2 separate regions of the Homo sapiens genome follow, and region 2 is linked to region 1. A link is a loop called in an ENCODE intact Hi-C map of the cell type or tissue named here. Cell type or tissue: heart left ventricle. All regions are shown on one strand. Each heading gives the region's core, and the rest is flanking DNA. Links, peaks and the distances in the headings are about the cores only. Region 1 has its middle 90 kb from the start of C1orf21-DT. Region 2 overlaps C1orf21 (chromosome 1 open reading frame 21).

Region 1 (2,918 bases), core at 114-2,613:
TTAAGCCTGGGTAGCCAATATGAAAGATCCAGAAAGAATCAAATATAATGAGAATGTCTGAAAGAATTTGTTCTCTCAAGCAAACTGGTCTATCAGAAGGACTAATAGCTTGGGCCTATTTTGCTCACCATTTTAGAGGGGCTACTTAATCTCCTAGTGCCTGAGTTTCCTTGTCTGTAAGATAGGAATAATAGGCCAGGCATGGTGGCTCACGCCTGTAATCCCAGCACTTTGAGAGGCCGAGGGGGTGGATCACTTGAGGCCAGGAATTCCAGACTAGCCTGGCCAACATGGTGAAACCCTGTCTCTACTAAAAATACAATAATTAGGCAGGCAGGGTGGCACATGCCTGTAATCCCAGCTACTCAGGAGGGAGACTGAGGCAGAATAGCTTGAACCTGGGAGGCGGAGGTTGCAGTGAGCTGAGATCACACCACTGCACTCCAGCCTGGGTGACACAGCGAGACAAAAAAAATAAAAAATTAATAATAATAATAATAATAAAGAGTGTTGTGAGGATTCAATGAGTTACACATGTAAATACTTGGAAGCGTGCCTGGAACATAGTAAATTTTTGATTAATGCTAGTTTTCATTATTTTTCTTAATCTAATTTTTTCTGAACTTGTAAAATACATTTACACAATAGCAGTCACCTCTCCTGGGGGATTTAGAAATAGTACCCACTATTTATTGAGCATTTATTATGTTCCAGTCCTCTGGCACATGTCTACTTTGATCCTCACACTAATCCTATGAGAAAGTTATTATCATCAGTTTCGGTAAAGAAACTGAGGATCAGAGAAATAACTTGGCCATACCTAATAAGCAATGGAGCGGGGATTTGAACTCCCACCCTACTGGGCTAGTTCTCTAAGATCCTAAAGAAACTGCTTTGTATCCCAACATGAAACTGAACTCAGTTAAAAATAAGCACACGGGCTAAAGACCTCTTTTCCCTGACTTATCTCTCATAGCATAGATTGCTTGGTGCCTCTCAGAGAATTTCCGTTTAACACCCTGAGATTAGTTGGCCTTGTGGCTCTGATCAGTGGAGGTCTGTTTAACTCAAGTCACATGTGGGTATTTTCACTCCAATCATAACGTCAGTTCTAAATCTGTTGGTATGTCACAAAGGCACAAGTTAAAACCCAGGAAAAAACTTGAGCTGTTACTGTTCCCAAGTAGAAACATCCTTAGCAGCTTATCTGAACAGAAGGCCAATCTAAAACCTTGGAGGTTTGCCCAGCCCCGGTTTCCTGTCTAACTGAAAGCAGAGAGCCCAGACACAGAGCCAAGAAGTTCACGCTTGTGGGATCAGCAACCTAAATTTGAGAATTCGGATCAGTAAGACCAACTGCAGCCTGCAGCTAGAGCGGTGCTGGAGTCATGGGCCCGATGGTCCCAAGGGTGCAAGGAAAAACTTATGAGATGACTAAGGTAATTGTTAGGAATGAAATCAAAATACAACTAGGCAAACCAACTTCCCAACTGGCAGAGGAGAGAGAAATCTCCCTGGGATTATTTTTATAGATTAGTCTGCTATCTTTAGCTTCCAGAAATGATTTTTTGCTGTGTGTGATAATGCTGGTACTGACGTGTACCGAGCACTTACCACATTTGTGATACTGCGCTAAACACTTTACACACTTTACTTCAATCATGAGTGATTACAACTCAGGTATATGGACATGATTGAAAAGACTGGTACACAGCTTCAGAGTTTCCATAGAGGGTGTCGTTTTAGCAGAATCTTTACTAAAATGAGCCACCCCTGTCCTTAAGAGCTGTATCACCTCACCTGGCTACCCTGTTTTCTAGCACAAGGTCACCTTGAGTCAAGATGTTCAGTTTTGTTGTCACTGTGCCATGGCCATGACTGTGGGAATAACCCCATCTGCTTACCTTGGGAGATGGAAACTTTGACGAACTCAAGGTCCTTCCCCAGATACTTCCAGCTACTTCCCAGTGATGCCTCCTGCTCTGGCTACCCTAAACCTACAGTCAAACTATGTCTCTCTGCAGCTGAAAACCCCCCTTAATTGCAGTAAACAGGATAACATCTGTGGGAAGAAAGGCAACTATCTCTTCACATGTTGTTTTCTTAGAGGGGAAGCTTTCCTGGATAACCAAGAGACTTCATGTCTCATTGGCCAGCATTTGATCATGTACCCATTTCTAAATCCATCAATCACAGGAATGTGACTGCCGTGTTTATCTTGGACTAATTGGGATCTGCCCCTCAGCCGGGGATAGGGTCAACTTCCCCTGAATCAAGTGAATAGAGGTAGATCCCCGAATAAATCAGAGTTAAGAAGGAAGGGCTGGTGAGACTAGACACAGTAGAGCAGCCATCAGTGTCCTACGCAGGCCTCCGTATTTCACGGAGGTAGTTTCCCTCCCTCCCACCTCATGCCCCAGATGAAGTCTTATTTTCCCTTAAGTATTGCTACTCTAGGTCTGGGTCTTGCTGTTCCCCCAAAAGAAATATCCCTCTTCATATTCCCAACCACTCTTATATCTACCTTTATTACAACATTTACATATTTTTTCACGCCTATCTTCTTTTACACATATCTCTCCTAGTTAGACTATGAGATCATAGAGACCATGTGTTACTCATTTTTAAAATTTCCAGTACCTAGCATAATTCCTGGGATAAAGTAGGTGCCCAATAAATGTTGGATTGATATGATTTGTGAATTTAGTTTATGAAAGTCTATTTCAGCATTACTTAGAATTGGATAGAACAAGTTTGGTTTTAAAAGTGGGAGAAAAAGGAAGATGATAATATTGTTTCATAATCAATTTTTAACCTGCCTAATTCAAAAAAAAAAAAAAGGATGTAAGGGAGCAGGGGTGCTGTGTGTAATGTGCTGTGCTTAATGTTGCTTTTCTTTTATTTCCCACAGCACACAG
Region 2 (2,918 bases), core at 277-2,776, 200 kb after region 1:
AATGTTTATAGTCAGCTTTCTTCATAGTAATAATCTGTGCTGGAAGCTATAATATAAATGTACATTTACATTTTATCTAAAAATAATTTTAAAAGTTTATGTACATGGCTATAAGCATTGAAGGTAAAAGAGTAAGGGTGAAGTGAAAAATCATGATGTTAAATAGCACATCTTTGAAGCTAATTAATTCCTTCAAATTGCAAAACAGTCACACGAGTACAAATCTTTATTTAGACTACGTTTGATTTTCATTTGAAAACCACATTCAAGACAAGCTAAATTACATTTAAATTCCCTTCCAGCTATAGATATGCATGCCTCACTGTATAAATGTCACTGTTGATTTTGATCTATAACCAAAGAAGAAATTGTCAAATTATGTATGAAATAGGATTTTATTTTTAATGTGGCACCAAGTATTTTTGCATTTATTGTGTTAGCTGTTTAACACAATATTTTTTCATTAACCTTTTAGTCTTCATTGCCTTCTGTCACTCAAGAGATGTCTTTTTATCTGAAAGTGTTTATAAGATCTTGAGTTTGGAGTGCAGCTTTCCTCCTTTGTTTCTTGCCTTGTTTCCCATGATGCAATTGTTAAATGGCCAGCATGTTAAAATGAAAGACAATGTGCTTTTAACTCTGATGGAACTCTGAAAATTAAAGTTATTCATTTAAGAACTATTGGTTGAGCAAATACTATAAACTGGATTTTACTAAGAGATATAACATGTAATATGATAATGATTGCCCTCATTTGGCTCACATTCTAGCAGGTAATAAAGGTAATAAAAAGAGAGACAAACATGTACTGTCAGGGAAAAGTGTCATGAGAATACAAAAGGGGATGGAGAGTTGACAGGATGGCTGTTTCAGAGTCATCTGTCAGAGAAGGTCTATCTGAGGAACTGACCTTTGAGCAAACCATGAGAATACCTGGGAACAGAATGTTTCAGGCAGAGAAACAACAAAGCCAAATTTCTGAGAGGGAGCTGGCTAGTGGATTCCAGGAAGAAGCCTGATGCCCTTGTGCCAGTAGGGTGATGGGTGACAAACTCACAGAGGCAGTCCAGGGCCGGACTGTACTGCTCTGTACACTGGCTTCTGTTCTAAAGGTAATAGAAGTCAGGAGAGGGTTTTGAGTGCAGGGGAGTGATGAGGTCTGACTGCTACGTAGGGAATAGACTATAGGAAGAGAGTGAAGCAGTTGACCAGTTAGAGTCTTGCTCAGTAGTCCTAGCAAGAGATGTTGGTGGTCTGGATTAGGGAGGTATGAATGGAGATAATGAGATATGGGCGGGCTTGGGATATTGGGGAATGATTAAATATGAGCTTCATTAGAGCATATTGTATCTGTGGTTTTCTCTGTTAAGGGCAGCAGTGGGAGGTAGAATTTTGTACCAATACAAGCTCCTCTTTAGTGGTGGCTTGCAGGAGGCAGAGTTTTTATGTTTTAGAGCAATGACCATGGTCTGAGGCTTAGCAACATGGAATGAAAAATGAAATTTGAAAATTGTGAAAGCAAAGATTTTTAAGATGGGGCTGTAAGGATTAATAGGGTCAAAATTCTACATTAATGTTTTTTGCTTTTGCTTTTTTTTTTTTTTTACCTTCTTGAGGCAAATTTGTTTGATGCTAGCTGGGATAAAAAGAACATCATTAACAGTTAAATTCCTACTTCAGTTTCCAGGGCTCAGCTGTACCCAGGCACAGGGCATGGCCCAAGTGAGGAGAAGTGCTGCAGCCCTAGAACCTCCTGGGACTGCAGTTCATCTGCACAGCATGTCATCGTCACACAGTGACATCTCATTTCATTCAACCTGAGAGTGAAGGGGTTTCAGACATGGCTTGCTTGTTCATTTTTAGCAAGTTTCTTAAGGGCCAGGGTGCCCGAAGAGGCAAGTTTCTACTCTCGCCTCCCTTCCTGTAACAGCCACCTCCCTTTCACCTGGCTCTTGCCTTCCCCCCGCAACATAGACTCTCATCCCTACACTCTTTTGTTCCTCATGGAACTCTGAGCTCCAGTTTCTGATCTCCAAGAGCTGCTCTGAGCTTTGATCCCTGTTCCCATCCTCTTCACTTGTACCCACCATCCCAGTTCAGTTTATCTTTCTTTTTATGTCTTCCCAGAATAGGAGCAGTGCTCTATGAGAAGACAGAACAAATACGCAAATGAAGCATAGATCTCTGTGGAGGTCAAACCAAGCCCCCAGATAATTTCCCATTCTGAATCTCCTTTCTGCTTTGCATTGTTACCTTTTAAAGAAAAAATTAACGTCAATATACTTACTCATCTTCCCTCCCTCCCCCCACTACCAGCATCACCATCAAATAGCATCAATATTCTCTGTAAAAGACACTGTTTTTGTTTATTACAAGATATGGTGGGCCAGGTGTGGTGGCTCATGCGTGTAATTCCAGCACTTTGGGAGGCCAAGGCGGGTGGATCGTGAGGTCAGGAGTTCAAGACCAGCCTGGCCAAGATGGTGAAACCCCATCTCTACTAAAAATACAAAAATTAGCCTGGCATGGTGGCAGGTGACGTAATCTCAGCTACTCGGGAGACTGAGGCAGAGAATTGCTTGAACCCGGGAGGCAGAGGTTGCAGTGAGCCAAGATCGTGCCACTGCACTCCAGCCTGGGTGACAGAGTGAGACTCTGTCTCAAAAAAAAAAAAAAAAAAAAAAAGATATGGTGAGTATGTAAGCTTTCTGTTAGGTACACTCACTTTTTTGTAGAAAGTTGGTTTTTGGAGGGTTTCTTTGCTTCTGCAGATTGTGTGGTGAAGAGAAGTTGGCAGAAGGTGAATCCTGGAAGATGAGATGTTAAAGGAGTGGCCCACTGGAAGGGGTAGAAAAGGGGGCAGGTAACAGGTTATTTGCATGGGGTTTGGTAAGCCAAGGCCAGGTCTACCCATAGAG

Evidence for each region. A loop is a pair of places that touch in the nucleus more often than their neighbours do. Peaks named below come from ENCODE experiments on the same cell type or tissue, not always from the same donor. Only the 100,000 strongest peaks of a DNase experiment are listed, where the experiment ranks them.
Region 2: it touches region 1 in a loop (1.8-fold over the local background); 2 of 110 quality-filtered maps call a loop at or near these places.

What each region holds. Positions count from the first base shown.
Region 1 is chr1:184,295,507-184,298,424 of GRCh38, forward strand. No RefSeq gene overlaps it. Among named protein-coding and RNA genes, the nearest start is that of C1orf21-DT, 90 kb to the right of the region's middle. In heart left ventricle, for the core only: no CTCF peak of the experiment used is centred there; a DNase peak (open chromatin) is centred at 1,275; H3K4me3 peaks cover 264 bases; H3K27ac peaks cover 2,500 bases.
Region 2 is chr1:184,493,256-184,496,173 of GRCh38, forward strand. All of the region lies in intron 2 of C1orf21 (chromosome 1 open reading frame 21), which reads left to right. Among named protein-coding and RNA genes, the nearest start is that of C1orf21, 110 kb to the left of the region's middle. RefSeq lists an enhancer at 2,094-2,163. In heart left ventricle, for the core only: no CTCF peak of the experiment used is centred there; no DNase peak of the experiment used is centred there; H3K27ac peaks cover 2,500 bases.